Regions from separate parts of the Homo sapiens genome. Here region 2 is linked to region 1. The links are chromatin loops, found by intact Hi-C in ENCODE. Cell type or tissue: heart left ventricle. All regions are shown on one strand. Each heading gives the region's core, and the rest is flanking DNA. Links, peaks and the distances in the headings are about the cores only. Region 1 has its middle 110 kb from the start of NHLRC3. Region 2 holds the start of LOC107984579 (a long non-coding RNA gene).

Region 1 (9,376 bases), core at 982-8,981:
GAGACAGGAGGATCACAAGGTCAAGAGATCAAGACCATCCTGGCCAACATGGTGAAACCCTGTCTCTACTAAAAATACAAAAATTAGCCGGGTGTGGTGGGGCATGCCTGTAGTCCCAGCTACTCAGGAGGCTGAGGCAGGACAATCACTTAAACCCAGGAGGCAGAGGTTGCAGGGAGCTGAGATCACACCACTACACTCCAGCCTGGTGACAGAGCGAGACTCTGTCTCAAAAAAAAAAAAAAAGTATCTGGTTTCCATGTGTCCTTCAAATCACAATGTGGGGGATCTTTAAAATATGGAAAGAATATTTGAGTTTTCTGGATAATAAAGAAAGAATGAATAATCAGCATTACAGAGATGGAATATGTAAGCCATCTACTCTAGTGAGTGGACTAAAAGGTGATCAATAGATATTTAAATGAAGAAATGGATGCTTAAATGAAGAAAAGAAGAATGAGCTTTGGCTTGGATCCTTATTAGTACTAAAAATTTTCCATGGGGCTGACAGCCTTCTCCAAACCCTAGGTTATGTGACTGAAGTCCTGCTAACTACCGTACCCCTTGCCAGCCCCTTTTCTCAGAATATGGAAACTCTTCCTTTGATCACTATGGCTGGCTAGGGACCTGTTCTAACTCCAACTATGCAGAACTGCAATGTTGCCTCCTGCCTGACTTCAAGTATCTCACTGCCTAAAGACCTCTGAGACAGCCAAATCCCGCCTCCATGCTTCACCTTGCCCCCGTGGGCTTCTGGCCACTCCACTCAAGGGCCACTCTACGACTCTGCTTCTGAGTCAGAACCTGTAGCATTTGATCCGACTTCTTTCCTTCTCTACTTGCCTGTTCTGTTGGAGTCCTGGTATGACTTGAAACCCAGCCCCTAGGAATTCTGATGGCAATAAGTTGCCTTAAAATTGAATTTCTGGGAACTTAGAGCATGTAATTATATTAACTGTGAGTGAAGTTATAGTCACATCAGAATCACATATTTGTTGATCACTAGGTAACTTGGATTCAGTAGGTCTATGGTGGTGCTAGGGAATCTGTTTTTAAAAAGCACCACAGATAAACTCTCTGATGCACACCCCAAGTTGAAACTCATTGTTTTAGAACTATGTGAGTTCTATGGACTAGGAATCACCGAAGTAAAGGAGATGATTTAGACCAAGAAGTCAAGGACCTAGGTTTCAGACCAGCTAACCATTTGACATTAAGCTTAATCATTTGAAGAAACCGGTGGTTTTCTATGAAGTAAAACCAATAGGATTGTGATCATTGAGTCCCTTCCAATTTGGAAATTATCAGATACATGACAAAATGCTGAGTTTTTCAAATGTATCAGGATCCTTGCTAAGGCAAGGGAAAACACAACTTTAAGGTCCAACGGAGATGCGTGTGAATTCTGCATTAGTTATTTATTACCTATGAAACCATGACCAAATTACAAACTCTGAGACCCAGTGTCCTTATTTGAAAAGTAAGGTCAATATTGGCTGTCTCTTATGTTTCTTATAAAATTAAAAGCAACAAAAATCGGGTTAAAAATTATATTTACTCCTTGGAGTTGATGTGAGGATTAAATGAATTAAGACATGTAAAGCAGTTAGAATTGTGCACATACAAAAAAATGTGTGTTGTTATTTTATTATTATAAGACTCTGCACAATGTCTGGCACATATCAAATACTCATAGGTGTCACTTCCTCTCTTTTTGCCTACCGTCTGGATATTTAATCTGCCAGAATACTTTAAGCAGAAAGCTCCTCAACTCAACAAAGGTGTTAAATTGGTTTTAACTGGCTGAGTGATTTTGAACTCTTCTTTTATCTCTTCCAGTTTATTTAAATGACTTATTTCTTCTCCCTGTTGCGAGTCCTCTTGACTGTGATAGTGAGCACGATGAACCTCACGCCCCATTTAGTACATAAAGCTTACTCAGTACTGTTCATCTGCTATCTTACAAGCTAGGTGCTCTCTGCTGTTTCCATGGGTAGAATAATCAGGCTGCCTGTGGGAAATGGCAGTTGTGAAAGACCGATGAGTATAATATGTGGTCTGAATTCGTATCAGCCGCTGCCAAATTAAGAGTGAAACCACAAAAACATTTCTCTAAGCACAAGCAAAACATGTTACAGTCTCAACAATGGTGTTGGTAATTAACCCATGGAGAGTTACAAATGGCCAATGACTCATTGATTTGAGCAAATGCAATTACCTCTAGGAATGTGCTGTGCTGATCCTCAGAGTGTATGAATGGATTTTCACAATCATTTCCTGGAAGGCTGATGACATGCTACTTCAGCAAAAATGAGACTAAACCTGGATCCAGTTGACAGATGTTAAATGTAATCTTGACATTGGAAGTACATCTAGTCCAACACCCTCACTTTAGTTTAATTTAATTGTAAATACAGTGGGGAGATGTGCATGTTTGTTACATGGGTATATTGAGTACTGGTGGGGATTGGGCTTCTAGTGTATCTATTACCTAAATAGCAAACATTGTACATGATAGCTTATTTTTCAACCCTAATTCCCCTCCCAGCCTCCCTGCTTTTGGAATCCTGTGTCTATTATTTCCATCTTTATTTATGTTTACCCATTGGTTATCTTCCACTTGTATGTGAAAAAATGCAGTATTTGACTTTCTATTTCTGAGTCAGTTCACTTAGGATAATGGCCTCCAGCTCCATCCATGTGGCTGCAAAAGACATGATTTCATTATTTTTTATGGCTGTGTAGTATTCCATGGTGTATATATATCATATTTTCTTTACCCAGTCAACTGTTGATGGTTCCATGACTAAGTGGTAGTTATCCAGTCAACTGTTGATGGTTCCAACCTAAGTTGGTTCCATGACTTTGCTATGGTGAATAGTGCTGTGATGAACATACAAGCGCAGGCAATATTCTCACTTTAAAAAAGATGAGACTGAGGTCCAGAGGGGCTGAGTCTAAATATTTTATTTGTGTAAGGTAGATAATCCAAACTATAGAGCTAGCTTTAATGGGACATCTAAAATTGGAGTATTTGGTGACTGAACTTCTACATACATTTACAAACATATTTTGTATGTGACCAAAAAATGTTGAAAATATCAGAATTTATTTAGGTTCAATGATCAGAATGCTTGAAAACCAGATGACCCAGAAAATCTAAAGTATATTATCATGATTGCTAAAGACTATACATGTCTTACACCTACTGAAAGCTGAGTGTTAAGAAAGTGGATTCTGGATTCAGACTGCTTGGGTCCAGTTAGTGATTCTGCCTCTTCCCAACTGTGTGCCTTTCAGCACATTGCTTTTTCTGTCTGTGCCTTAATGTCCACATTTGTATAATGGATAATAATAGTTGATAGCTACCTTGAACAGTCAACATTAAATAAATTAATATAAAGCATTTAGAAGGGTGTCCATACATAATAAGCACTATAAAATATTAGCATTCTTATATTTTAAACCCTCACAGTGATATTAACTGAGAGACTCATTTTCAGTTTTAAAGCATTCAATAGCTATGTGCTGGTGGAAGAAACTTCAGGGAAGGAGGCTACATAAGCAGATCCTGGTGATAGGGCTTTGCATTTATAGTCCATAGTTTGGAAATAATTGTGGTCCTGTGGTGATCTTTTTATGATTTTATTATTCTATGATTTTATTCTTTTTATCTTTCATGGTTTTATTTTTATCTGTTTCTTTGGAAAATTCATTTCTAAGTCAATTTTACTTCAACCTGTTCTTAATAATAGTCAAAATTTCTTATTAAGGTCATAGTAGAGGTCTTCATTAAAACATATGCTAATTGAGAACAAGATTCTCACCATTTGGTCTGAAGAATCTCTGTTCTAATGTGCCCAACTGCCTTGAGTCTGTTTCTCTCTTATGCACAGGCCCTGACCCCACCCAGCCAGTCTGAATGCCCCACTTTGCTCTTCCCATAGTCCATGTGCATTCTAACCATATCTTTCTTCTGTAAGGAAACTATTATTTTAAGAATGTTAAGTAGATTTGGAATGATCTATTTGATAATGACTCAACAACATATGATCATATTAAGACCTTTACCAAGCTCTGGGCTAGATTGTGGGACACCCCTCTAACCCATCCCAATACCCACAGGGTATAATTCAAAATAAAAAGAATATTACATCATGAAACTGGTTTAATGCAGTCCAATAAATTCTTATTTTTTTTCCCATGATGACTACTTTGGTGGTGTTTTGAAATATCCTGTAGAAAGACTTTACATAAAACTTTTCTCATTTTTGATACTCATGTCTTCTGGGAAACCCTTAGTTAAATTTTCCTTTATAGACCGAAAACCCCTTAACATTCACCAGACTGGCAATAAATTTTGCCTCCTTGTGGGAAATGTGAGATTAACAAATGGAGACTGTTGTCTACTGTACTGAAATAAATCATACAATGCATTTCTATGAAAAACAAATTTCTCTTTATTATGAAAGAAAATGGATAATCTGTCTGTCTGGGGCTTCTAAAAGTTGTTAGGCACTGAGCAAGGTTGACTTTGGAGACCAAGTCACGAAGCATGACCGACCTTTTGCCCTTCCTTATTATTACTTTTTGTCCCAGTTCAGACCAGATGGTACCTGAGACAGCAGACTTCTTGGCTAAGGTAAAAGACCCCTTGACCATTACATCCTTAATGTGGAATGTTAATATTCCCTTCCCAAAATGAAACACTGCCTATGACCATCAAATTGCTGTAACTATGCACTAACCTTACATGGAAAATGTTGAGACCCTATTCAGTTTCCCCAGCTTTTGCCTATATTAACAGCCCTCAAGCGTCTCCTCTTCGGTGCACTGACCCTATCTTTTTGGAGTCTCTGTCCTTACCAGTGGTTTTTTTCTGACTTTGTGCTTGAATAAACTCAATATTTAATCATATTGCCTGAATCCTAATTTAAGGTTGACAAATTAGCGATTATGAAGGAGACCTTCCCAGTCATTTCACCAGCAGCCAGATCTTTGATACCAGCACAACTGATGTATCTTCCACCCTCACCAGAGTTAACAGGAATCCCTGGTAAGGTGCCTCACCTTGGTTGAGGATTCAGAATTTATTCAAGCTGTACCTTCCTAACTCAGTGGGGTTGGAATTGAAGTTCTGTTCCAAGGTAGAAGATTCATTTGTTATTCTGTAGAGATTCTAATAGCAGATTTCTAGCTTTCACTTTCTGTGAAGTTAAGATTTGTCTTGAATTATTCCTTAGAGTTTTTACAACCCTTCTGTCGTTCAAAATTTTGGTACAGAGACAGCTTCCCTTTGAAAAGATGTGGTGAAAGGAAGTGAATCTTTGTGACCTGCGGGAAAAGTTTATAGTCTTTAAAACTGGCCAGGTTCTGAAGCTTGGTTCAATTGACAAATCCAGACTTTATTTATGAATAACCAAAAGTATAACAGGCTCCCTGTGAGGACAAAATAAGTCCCAAAGATAAGAGACACCATTTCTCGCTGCCAGATGGTACCTTAGGTGGTTTAGTTCTAGTGGGAATGTCAGAGTTAATCACTCATGATGAGTAATAGTCTCATACGAAACCCCTAAGAAGAACATAAAGGTAGCCTCACTTAATTCAGCTGGCACACATAAAGGATTGATCAACTAGCGCGGAAAGTGCCAAAGTTTCTTGGGATTACCGAGACGCTTAAGAGGGAAGAAGTGACTCAAGGGTGACACCTTGAGGAGCCATCCCCACAAGCAGCACACTTGACTCAAAAGTATTTTGGTCATGCAGGAAGGAAAGCACTAAATTATGGGCAACTGAGCATCTAAAATGAACTCTTCCTTCTTAACGAGGACCCACCATTAGAAACATCAGCTAGATTTGTGTTTAACACCTATAGTGTATTTTCATGCAAATATTTAGAAAATTGATCACACATAACTCCTGATGACCCCAAATTACAACGGCCAAAATGCACTACCTTTAATGCCTAAATTAGTTAACTTGCATGCTCAATTAGAAAAAGCTGACTCTGAAATAGAACAATTGTGAAAATTGTTTTCAACGGTATTTGGAAACTTCCAAAAGGGGTTCTGATAAAGTCCTTTCTCTTCAGGAAGGAAACAAAAAAAGATGACCTAAAACAATTCCTGTATTTAAAAAGACTGCTAAAATTTCTCCTCCTCCTTTAGCTCCTTCTTCTCTTTATCCTTCATGGTCTGGACTGCCTTGCCCATTTGTACCTTCTGTTCCTCCTCCTTCTCCGACACCTGCTGTTTTGGCTCCATTTTGTGAACAGCAGGTGTCTGGTGAAGGATAACCTGCTTTGGTTTATTAACCATGGTCAAAGGTACAACTAAAACGAATAATTAAAGAATTCCCAACCCTCACAAGGACTCTATTAGTTTTGCCAGCTAATTTGAACTGAATATTCAAGCTCATGATCCTGGTTTTTCTGATTTATATTAATTAATTCACATGTTAGTAAGAGAAAGTAAAGCTAAAGATTGGATAGCTAAGGAAAATTGGAGGAACTCCTTTGGAGACTTTCTGAAATTTTCAGAAACTAATTGTGAACATGCCTATGATACTGCTAAATCTTTACTTGATGCTATCTCTTTAGTCTTTCAGAAATAGTTAACTAGAATAAAACCATGTCAACAAAATCCAAATGAGTCGGTGATGTCATATTTTGGGAGATTTTAAAAAATATATTTAAACACTCAGGATTATCTGAAGTGAGTTATGCTAATCATTAAAATGATACTCTCCTCAATTCCAATTTCATAAATGGGTTAGATGAGAAATTAGCATTCATAGAAATAAGACAATGCTGTAGTTGGGCTATTTCTCAAACACAATTTGTTTAATCTTGGCAATCATTTGTCTTGTACCTTAACTAAGGAAGAAAGAGGAAAGAGTGCAAACAAAAGAGTAAGGCTAATAAATTTCTGAGTTTACAGTTGAAACAACTATATATCCAATCTGGGTCTCTAAAATGTCCCTATAAACCTCAAAATGAACCCAACCCTCTGCTTTGCAATTATTGCAAAAAGTCAGACCACTTTTTTAAAAGTTGTGGATTTTCGCATTGATGATCAGGGATATTGGCCTGAAATTTTCTTTTTTTGTTGTGTTTCTGCCAGATTTTGGTATCAGGATGATGCTGGCCTCATAAAATGAGTTAGGGAGGAGTCTCCCTTTTTCTATTGTTCGGAATAGTTTCAGAAGAAATGGTGCCAGCTCCTCTTTGCACCTCTGGAAGAATTCGGCTGCTAATCCATCTGGTCCTGGGCTTTTTTTTGTTGTTAGGCTACTACCGCCTCAATTTCAGAACTTGTTATTGGTCTATTTGGGAATTTGACTTCTTCCTAGTTTAGTCTTGGGGGGGGGGTGTATATGTCCAGGAATTTATCCATTTCTTCTAGATTTTCTAGTTTATTTGCACAGAGGTGTTTATAGTATTCCCTGATGGTAGTATCAGTGGTGATATCCCCTTTATCATTTTTTATTGTGTCTATTTGATTCTTCTCTCTTTTCTTCTTTATTAGTCTGGCTAGCTGTCTATTTTGTTAATCTTTTCAAAAAACCAGCTCCTGGATTCGCTGATATTTTGAAGGGTTTTTTTGTGTCTCTATCTCCTTCAGTTCTGCTCTGATCTTAGTATTTCTTGTCTTCTGCTAGCTTTTGAATTTGTTTGCCCTTGCTTCTCTAGAAGAACTCCAGACTTTATAAAGCATCTAAAAATATCTGTTATAAATACTATATCAATACTTGACAATAAAAGCTAGACACAAAATATAGTTTCTGATCCCTGTCTGAAATTCTTCTGAAGATCTGCTGATTGCCCTTTTCCATGGAAGCTAAGGGAATGGTTCTTGCTGGTTTAGTTTGTGTTCTCTGTGATCTACATGGCTTTGTCCTGTGAGGTCTGATATGCTTTAGAATGTCTTCTTCCAAAACACAGATCTCTAGTCCTAAGTCTTTATTAGTGTGTTTCTCTGCAATGTTTGCTTTCCTCCAATGGCCCTGAAACATGTGGCTGTGATTTTGCTGCTGCAGTTCACTGAGATTTCAAGCTCAGCTTTCTGAAACTTTGTCTATGTTCTCTCTGACACTTGCCTCCTCCCTGTTCTGCCCCTTTTCATGATGAGAAGGGAATTTTAAACTATTTTGTCAAGAAGAATAATTTTGGTTTGCACGTGCACTAAGTCATTATGGACAAGGTTTCCATTGAGGCATTTTCAACAATAGCAGAAAGACGTCTGCTATAAATGACCATCGAATGGGAATTCCTTAAATAGATTATGGTACATCCATATGTAGGAAATGATACAGCCATGCAAAAGGAAGCTTTTCTGTACTGATATGGAAAGCACTTCAGTCTCCATTAAGAGAGAAAAGCAAGGTATGGAAGAGTTTATACAGTGTGCCAACATTTCTGATAACATTTTAACCAGCTCCTGGATTCACTGATTTTTGAAGGACTTTTCATGTCTCTATCTCCTTCAGTTCTGCTCATATCTTAGTTATTTCTCATCTTTTGCTAGTTTTTGAATTTGTTTGCTTTTGCTTCTCTAGTTCTTTTAATTGTGATGTTAGCATGTCAATTTTAGAACTTTCTTGCTTTCTCCTGTGGGCACTTATTGCTATAAATTTCCCTCTAAACATTGCTTTAGCTGTGTCCCAGAGATTCTGGTACATTTTGTCTGTGTTCTCATTGGTTTCAAAGAACTTACTTATTTCTGCCCTCATTTCGTTATTTACCCAGTAGTCATTCAGGAGCAGGTTGTTCATTTCCATGTAGTTGTGTGGTTTTGAGTGAGTTTCTGAATCCTGAGTTTTAATTTGATTGCACTGTGGCCTGAGAGACTGTTAGGATTTCCATTCTTTTGCATTTGCTGAGGAGTGTTTTACTTCCAATTATGTGGTAAATTTTAAAATAAGTGCGAAATGATGCTGAGAAGAATGTATATTCTGTTGATTTGGGGTGGAGAGTTCTATAGCTGTCTATTAGGTCCGCTTGGTGCAGAACTGAGTTCAAGTGCTGAATATCCTTGTTAATTTTCTATCTCATTGATCAGTCTAATATTGACAATGGGATGTTAAAGTCTCCCACTATTATTATGTGGGAGTCTAAGTTTCTTTGTAGGTCTCTAAGAACTTGCTATATGTATCTGGGTGCTCCTGTATTGGGTGCAAATCAAAACCATAATGAGATACCATCTCACACCAGTTAGAGTGGTGATCATTAGAAAGTCAGGAAACAACAGATGCTGGAGAGGATGTGGAGAAATAGGAACACTTTTACACTGTTGATGGGAGTGTAAAATAATTCATCCATTGTGAAAGTCAGTGTGGCGATTCCTCAAGGATCTAGAACCAGAAATACCATTTGACC
Region 2 (9,376 bases), core at 817-8,816, 110 kb before region 1:
CACCCCAAGGTGGCAGTGGTGTGGTGATTTGTTCTATTGGTTAATTATGGATAACTACATTGAGCATACATAGCCCAGTTTTACCCTTCTCTTGAAAGCAAGCCATTTACAGGAAACATGCATTCTGCTCTGCTCCTCCTGGGACACGCTCTGCCCATGAAGGGTGAAAGGGCAAAAGATCTGCCTCAGTGCTCTTTTGATTGGGTGGGTAAGTGTTTCTAATTAGTGGGTTCAGCCAGCAGCTATACCAGGCTCTCCCACTAAACTATGATCTCCCAATTTCACTTCTAGTTATAAAGATGAAGTTTTGATTTCCCATCTGCCTTACTTTTTATTACTTAATTTGTTCAGAAGAGGATATGCAGGAAAAATCTCCCCTCAAAGATGCCGATGTGATTCTATGTGACGTTTTTCATTCTAAAGAGTTTTTTGAAAGCGGGGGTTTCTGTTATTCTCGGACACTTGGATGGATTGATAATGTTCCCAGTGTTTTCCCACACTCTAGGACAGAGTCAGTGACTGATGTTCCGCCTTTGATTATAGGCTAAATTGTAGTTAGGGAGGACCCAACTTTTATAACATAATGTATTTAACTTATTAAGTATTCTGCTCAATACCAGGTCCAACTTAATGTTCATGAAAAAAAATCCTTAATGTGGATAAGGATATTCACCATATTATGTGTGACTCAATGAGTTTATATGAATTACAAAAGGTTACAAAGATAATCAATACCAATCAACCAAGCCTAGTTCTGGTTCTAACTTCAGGAATCTTTTTGCCATATGATGCAGTTGATTTGCAAAATCCATTAACTCTGCTGCTTGATGAGGAGTCAGAAAAATAGTGAGCTCTGAATAGACATGATGTTCAATGGCATTTGTGTTTAAAGTATAAAATAAAATTTAAGGGAATATAGGAATTGTGATATTACCTAAAGCAGTATAGGATCCGTGGGGTCCTCCTGTTGGAGTCCAATCTCACTTTGTCTGGTTCTGAGGCAAATGAGCATCATTATCTTCCCAGCAATATTTTAGAGTTAGCAACTGCTACATCATTTTTAAATGAGAAAATACTCTGATCTCTCCTGAACTGTTCTTCTCTCCAGAATCAGAGAGGAAACTGCAGCTCTTAGAAGCTCCTCACACAATTTCTGGTTTGTAGTATCTTGAAAGTTGAGTATTGATGGTTTGCCTTTGCATCTTTTAAATTTCTTTTTCTCTTTTTCCCATCTTCATCTTTTGTCTGTTACAGCTGATAATGAGTACGGATCAGCAGAGAAACTACTAAAACCCAGTTTCTTCCCTGCAAGCCTGGCCCTAGCAAATATTAATGGAAATAGATTTCTCTTCATCTGCGGGCTGCTTCCTCGGATTGGCCTTCATGTTTCTTTCCATTCCCATCCCATCATCAGGAAATCAGCATCTTAACTGTGGAGGATAACGTCTCCTAGGGTGTTAGTGAGAGAGGAGGGCCCAAAGGCCTTGGTCAGATGGTATTTACACATTTTAGACTGGAGCTTTTCTATGTAGTCATAGTTAATGTAACAGTACAGATGTCTGCCCAGTAAACTTTCTGGATAAGATCAGTTTTCCCAGGCAGGGCTATTTACAGTTCTCATATCATAGTGTGAAGGGAGCTTTTGTATTTCCCTTGTAGGACTAAGCCTGCTCCCAGGAAATAGGTAAAATAAAACAAGGTAAAAATGAAATGTGCTATCTCGGGGACCCCAAATAAGTGGTAATTTCACTGTAGCACTCTGTAGGTGAAATTGTTTAGTGTTGTGACACATAAAGTCCTTATCATTCAAAGCCCTAAATTTAGAAGGTGATAAAAGTCTTCTGTCCTCTTGGTTTCTTTAGCTTTCTATTATTAAACCTTGAAGCAGCCAAAGGTGAATAAAGAAACCTCTTGTGTCAGGAATTGATATCTTCATTTGAGATGATGTATTCATCCATTTTTATAAATTATTATTAATGAAACAGAAACCAATAATATATTATCAGCCCAGCATATTTTAATCACATTTCTTACTATTTTATTAATAATTAAATAGTATTTTAACTAAAATATAACTAAATATTATCATCTGTGGTAATCAACTTTCACTAAGAGAGGAGGCCAGACACTTCGGTGGTTTTAAATCCTTTTTTTAAATTTCAACATCTTGTCATTGTCAAGAAGTTTCTACTGACCCCTCCCTTCTCCCAAGTGCACATCACTGAGCCTGCACTTGCATTAAGACATTCCCTTCAGATCAGGCTCTCCCAGCAAAGCGTGGACAGAAAGTCACACATTCCAAGGTGCATAGCTCCAAATATATGGATATATTCTTAGATGGAGTCAGAATCCTTGAGACAATCTGTTTCAAAGGGTAAATGTGGATGGTTTTGCAAAGATACATATAGTTTTACCCTCACTAGCTAGCTGAAATAAGTTCCTTGTGAAAAAGAGCAAATACCAATCAATTTCATCAACTCAGTATATGTTGCATATAATCAGCCCAGAAAACTGTTTTATACAACATCCAAAGCAGGCAATGAATGAAAAAAAGTGCATTTCTAACAGAGTTCCATTGACATGTATACATTCATCTAATACATATTCATGACTGGCACTTTATTGCAAAAAGTTTCAATTAATATTAACAATACTAAGGGAAGCAGAAGATTTTAACAAAGTCCTCTCCAGATGCCTTGATAAACAATAGCAATATGTAGAAATCTGGTGATTCATATTTTCTAAGAAGTTTAAAATGTATCTTAAATAGAAAATATTTTCAGAATCTGAGGTAACCACTTCATCTCTGCTAGTACTTTTCTCAGTATTATAGAGTTTTAAGAGCTTTCTCTTTAATGTCTGCTGGAAGGTGGCATTCAGCTAAGAATTAAGTCCTGAAATGAATGTGTCTTTCCTTAATTAGGAATTTCAATCAAATACCAAGAATTGACATCTTGAAGCTAAGGATTGTCGATGAAAAGAGTCAAACTCTGATAATATTTGAAGAGATTTATTCTGAGCCAAATGTGAGTGTTTAACTCAATTCTAACTCTAACTGCCCAGAGTTAGCCCAGACTTCACAGGTTAAGGGCTCAGTGCCACAAGACTGCCCCCCACTTCAGATGTCAATTGCAAGTAGCGAGTCCCCACGTTGCCACAAACTTCTGTCTGACATGGCTAGAAGTCAGAGGTTCCCACAACCTCCTCCTCATGTTTGATAATTTGCCAGAATAGTTCACAGAATCCAAGGAAAGTTTACATACCATTACTCACTTATTAAACAGGAAATTTTAAAGAACACAAATGAACAGCCAGATGAAGAGATACACAGGGTGAGGCCCAAAAGTGTCCTGAGCACAGGAGCTTCTGTCCCTGTGGAATTTGGGGGTGTCACCCTCTTCACAAATAGATGCATTCTAGTTCATCAACCTTGAAGCTCTCTGAACCTCTTTGGTTAGCATATTTATGGAGGATCTATCACATAGTCATGATTGATTAAATCATTGGCCATTGGTGATCAGCTCAGCCTTCAACACCTCTCCCTCCCCCCAGGGTTCAGGGGATGTCACTGAAATTTCCAACCCTTTAATCATGGTTGATTCCCCTGGCAACCACCCCCTCCTCACTGCCTCATGCTTAGGGGCTTTCCAGATGTTGCCTGATGAACAGAACCTCAGATGTGGTTGAAAGGAGCTTGTTAGAACAACAGAGGCTGTTCCTTTCACCTTTATCTCCCCAGAGCTGTTTCAGAAATTGGAGGCAAAAAAAACCCAAAACAAAACAAATAATATAATAAAAGATATTCCTATCACTCTTATCACTTAGGAAGTTACAAGGGTTTTAGGAGTTCAGGCCAGGAGCTGGGGACCAAGACCAAAATACATACAAACATGTCTATTTTTTCTTCTTTAGTATCATTTTATTTTTAAAATTAATTTTATTTCATATATATGAGGGCTACATGTTATGGGAGACATATAGATAGTAAAGTGGTTACTATAGTGAAGCAGATTAACATATTATCTCCTATAGTTACTTTTGTGTGTATGGCAAGAACACACAAAACAGCTAAAATCTACTTATTTAACAAAATGACAAGAACAGCTAAAATTTACTTATTTAACGAAAGTCCCAGCAATCTCTCTTCTGCATATATGCCTAAAGGAGATAAAATCACCACCTTGTAAAGACACCTGCACTCCTATGCTCCTTGCAGCATTATTCACAATTGCCAAAATGTGGAAATAACCTAAATGTCCATTGATGGAAGAATGAATAAAGAAAATGTCACGTACATTACACACAACCTAATATTATGCAGCTTTTAAAAAGAAAGAGAGCCTTCCATTTGCACAATGTGGGTGGACCTGGAGGACATTATGCTAAAAGAAATAAGCCAGACAGAGAAAGAAAAACATTGCATGATCTCACTTATAGGTGAAATATATTTCTTATATCACAGTATCATACTTGACAAAGAGTACACACTAAATAATATTTTGAATAAATGAGTGATGATTTAAAAACCTCTTGGGAGACCAATTTCCTTATTTATAAAATAAAGATGTGTACTTAGATGTTCTATAAAGTACTTTTGAGCTCAAAGAAACTTCTAAAATATCACAATTTCCTTTTTTGAAAAAATTCAATTAATTTCTCTGATTATTTATGTTAACTTAGTGAAAATTATTCTTTAGAAGATATTTGGCTGGCATGGAAGCTAAGAACTCCATGTACTCGGAAAGGAGATTGCAATGGAGAGACTCTGTATGTGGTAGCTGGATCTGAACACAAGCTCTCAGCCCGTCCAACAGCCCTTCACTGACCACCAGATTCCACTGGCAACTTTACTCATTATAGTGTAGAAGGAGGTGTTACTGGGGCTCCTCCCTGCTTCAGGAGATACCAAGGCCTCACAGGATAGATATCAAGATATCAAAGTCAGAATACAACAGGCCTCCACCATATATATTCAGATACCCAAAGCAAACGGTTTTAAGACCCCTTTCCACAACTCAACCCTTGACTGCCTCAGCCAGACCAGAGATAGAAGTCCCAGGGAGAACTTTGAGATGAGACTCGTAGACAGACTTCTTTGAAGAAAGCTAAAGCCTTTCTGTGCTGTGCAATGGGTGCTGTGGTTCAGCTCCAAGCCTAGGGAGGAGAGTTTTAGGAAAGCCACTTGGAGAGCTTTGAAATGTGTTCTCCTCAGTAGCAACCTCAGGAGGCCCAATTCTTGCCTAAGAAAACTAAAGCTGACTGTGGACCGATTGAGATTCACTGCACCCTTGAGTGTGAGAGAGCACTGCCTGGTCAGGGACAGACCCTTGGGAGCAGGGAAGAGATAATGTGGGATAAATGTAGAGCTTGTTCCTGGAGCTATGAGGAGACTTTGGGAAGGGTTAGGGAGTGACAAAAATAAATCTACATTTTGACCTTAATGCATGAGTCGTGGCTTGTACAACACTGTAGTTACATCACGCTTGCTGCAGGTTTGCTGGTTTTCTGGTGCTCCCCTGAATTGGATGTGTTGTGTTTGAAATTTTCCAAGATTGCATGTTGTTTCTCAGTAGCAGAGAAGAAGAGGCCTTGCATGAGAGCCGCCTGTTTGGGATATTGTATTACCAGTGAGCAGTACTGGGATCTGATCTGCTAAATCATGAGAAAAGATTCATGGGATCACTTGTTTAGCAGGACCTGCCTCTGGTCTTTTGTGGACACTGTGATACATGGCCTATGTGGACACCGTGATACACGGCCTAGATCCCACTTCAAGGACTTGTTCCCCCACCTGTTGGGCATGCTGTCAGCTGACAGGCTTCCCCTGTTAGGCTTTTCTGGGATTGCCTCAGTTGGCTGCAGACAACTCCCTCACTCAAGGTCAAATCCCTTTTCCAGGTGGTCTGTATCCAATGACTGACCAAGGCAGAGGGATAAACATTGGCTATTTTGACTCAACTCAAAAGTAACTCTGATGGGTTATTTGACCTTCATAGCTTCCAGTGAGGTCATCTGGAGCTCATTTGGCCTGCATTACAACTCACTTCTCCCTCTGCCTGCCTCTGTCCCCACCCTTCCACAGGTGTGGCTACTAAGGGCTCTCCCTAAGAAACATCATGCTCACTAAGTTCCCAGGAAGCCTTCCCTGCAACAGAAGCCCTCTAACTGCACCTCGTGAGTAGTTTGTATCCTTGAAATACTACTTAGTTTCAAATTTGCAAGTACACATATGCACAGTGCTGTAAAGGTGTGAGCTTAGAACAACTCAAGTAATGCATGTTTGCATAGAAATGTGTACATTTAATTGGCAACATTATAATTTGTGAAATATGTCATTTGTAAAATTTTAATCATAAGGTACAATTTCCTTGAGGCTTCTTCACAATGAACATTGAGCCCATGGTGATATCCCCAGTCTTCTTGCCCTAGAGGCAGCCACATATGCTTATGCAGAAATCAGTTTCCTGAACATTTCCATGTAGTCTGTCCTAAACAGAAGTTTCTGTTTAGTTAAAAAAAAATAGAGCATTAATAATTTTATCACTCTCTAAAGAGTAAAGCAAGAGTGACAAAACAAGTGTTACAAATTCTGTTGCTTTTCCAGGAAGAGTTGATCAAGCAATGCAATCCCAGGCTTTCAACTCCACTTCATTTTGAAACAGTGTGTGCACACTTTCATTTCAGAGACACGGTCAAATCTTCTACTTAATGAGTCTTTAAAATGAACTGTGCTCTTGCTTAGCCCATACACATTTATTATTAACTCATTATGAAATTATATTTTCCATTATGTCACAAGGCTGCACATAAGGCACTGCCTTTCCACTTGGCCCCATTAAAAACTTGATAAACACATTTATTAAAACTAACTGGTAGGGTTGAATTGTTCTTTACAGTAATTTGTTCTGATGCCAATTCTGTTTCAAATCATTGCTTCTTTAGGGCAGAGAGTGATTGTAAACCTCCGCATTTGCTCACAGGAATGTTTAAAACAGGGCCTTGCATGCAGCACACGACTTAATATCACATAATTGAATTCAACAAAACTGGTTCAATGGCACATTATTTAGCAAACGTACCTGTTTTGAGAAGTAATTTTATTATAAACTTCCTTCACCGTGACTTTATTATTGCCTATGCACTGGGAAGTCAAGGTTGATGGAGAGCAAACTTATTTGCATGTCCTCTACTCCTAATTTCACTTTCATTACAAGCACATGCCAAGCCCAAGCAAAGAAATTCTGAATTAGCTTCTGGTTCCAGCATTTCTAGTCATACCATGGAGTGTCAAAGAAGTGACAAAAAGAAGGCCCCAAGCAGGCCCCAATTCCTTGTCTCTTAGAGAATCTTTGAATTATCGATGTTTTTATTCTCATTCCTGGCCCAGTACAACTTCAAATGGGCACGTAGGCTCACACATGTCTACAGGCACACACACACACAGTTTTCATGTATTCTGAGAGGCTGCAGTAATGTGCAGAGTTCTGCATTCCTATGAGGGTATTTTGTCTTTGTACAATTTGTGGCTGTCTGACTTTACATGTTTATATGTGTGATTGTTTCACTGATGTCTAGTCTTCTCCTGGACTTCACTTCCTTTGAGCGAAGGCATTATTACTTTCTCCATGCACCTAGCACAATGCCCAGCACGCAGTAGACTTTAGTAAATGTTGTGGCCTAGCCCTGGACTTTAGAGTCCTCTATGCGGGCACAGTTGAGATTTTTCCATTTCTCTTTTCTCTTTGAAAAACGCTTGGAGTGCCTTTACAAGATTCATCATTCAAGAATGGAGCTGCCAGAGTTGTGACATTAAATAAAGTTTTTGGTGACATTGCCTTGACACTTAAATTGTTGAGTGAGTCCTAAGAGGTACTAAAGACATAAACCGGGTAGATGATATCCAAGAAAAGTGGAAAGTCATACTTTCATACTTGTGCAGGACACACATGCGTGTGCACACACACACTTTACACTTATCATGGAAGCCGTTGTTATCTTCTGCAGAGTTCCTGGATTCCCATGGAGAAAGGAAGATCAGTTCCACCTCCCACTCCTAGGGACCTAAAAAGAGAGAGCTGCCTAAATCTAGACTGCAGTTTTGGCTAGAAGGAATTTGAGCCAGGCAAAGCCAGGAATGTTAGGCAGGAACTGTAGATTCATTAAATGTGTTTTAGCATCCAAAAGACCTAGCAGCAGAAATCAATAGTTTAGAATATAAAATTGAGAACAAAAGCAAAGGCATTAGGGTAATAGAGATGAAAAAACAGCAGTAAGAGGGAATCAGCACGAGGAAAACGCCCCTTGAGGTGCATTTCCTTGTGTACGTGCTGCCCAGGACAGAACCCATCTTAGATTACAAAGAGGTTAGATGTCACGGGCAGAGACAGGCAAACACCTTGGCTGTCAGCCCAATAGTTTAGTCTTTGTATGGGAAGCAGTCTGCGCAACTTCTGAACACTTATTTATTGACACTCCTTTACTGTTGTCTTTTAAAATAGTAATAATGAATTGTGAAATTTAATGCTGTGCTTAATAGGATGTCATGGGATGTTTTGACTGAGTAAATTGGGCTCTTTAGTTTTCTAACTCCTTAATAACCAGAAAATCTTCAAACTTGTACCTGATTCAAATACATTGGTCAATGCCATTTAAACTATCAAAGTGATAATGTTCTGGCCACCAGGTGATGAAAAGTCTCATTGATTTGCATTCAAAGTTAGTGAGTGGCTTAGAACCTATGAGGCTCAGACTATACACGTCCTCTGATGGAGGAGTGCTATTCAGTATCCTGTGTTCCCTTGGAGATCTACTTATAGTTCCCTGCAGAGAACATGCCCTTTTATGTTCTGTTATTTTGTACAGTGTTTCTTCCAGTGGGAACCCCTTTGTTCTTTTCCATGCCTATGTAAATTCTACTCAATCCAGAGTTTAGAGCTGAAGCAGGAGGTGCATAATTAGTCAAACAGATAAATAATATCACATCTTGTACTTCATTTATTGATGTGTAGTAGTCAGCCTCTAAGAAAGCCCCAGTGATCCCTGCCTCCAAGTATTCATGCTTTTGTGTAATCATGTAATCTCCTCCTATTGAATGTAGGCTGGACTTAGTGGCATGCTTTTAATAAATAGAAAAAAGCAGAAATGATGGTATGCACATAACTCAGAGATTAAATCATAAAACAGCGTGCTCTCTTTCTCCTCTCATAACTTTCTCTTGGCAAAGTCAGCTGCCTCATCACAAATAACCCTATGGAGAGGCCCACGTGGTTAGGAACCAAAGCCTTGGTCAACAGCTGCATAAGTGAATTTGGAAGTACTTCCTCCAGCCCCAGTCAATCTTCAGATAACTGCAGCCCCAAGATACCCTGGGGCTTCA

Evidence for each region. Peaks named below come from ENCODE experiments on the same cell type or tissue, not always from the same donor. Only the 100,000 strongest peaks of a DNase experiment are listed, where the experiment ranks them.
Region 2: it touches region 1 in a loop (4-fold over the local background); 71 of 110 quality-filtered maps call a loop at or near these places.

The regions. Positions count from the first base shown.
Region 1 is chr13:39,141,460-39,150,835 of GRCh38, reverse strand. No RefSeq gene overlaps it. Among named protein-coding and RNA genes, the nearest start is that of NHLRC3, 110 kb to the right of the region's middle. In heart left ventricle, for the core only: a CTCF peak has its summit at 5,707; no DNase peak of the experiment used is centred there; H3K4me3 peaks cover 470 bases; H3K27ac peaks cover 429 bases.
Region 2 is chr13:39,253,788-39,263,163 of GRCh38, reverse strand. LOC107984579 (a long non-coding RNA gene) reads left to right here and starts at 2,001. Exons shown (of 3, transcript XR_001749843.1): 1 at 2,001-3,026; 2 at 6,083-6,174. In heart left ventricle, for the core only: no CTCF peak of the experiment used is centred there; no DNase peak of the experiment used is centred there; H3K27ac peaks cover 3,457 bases.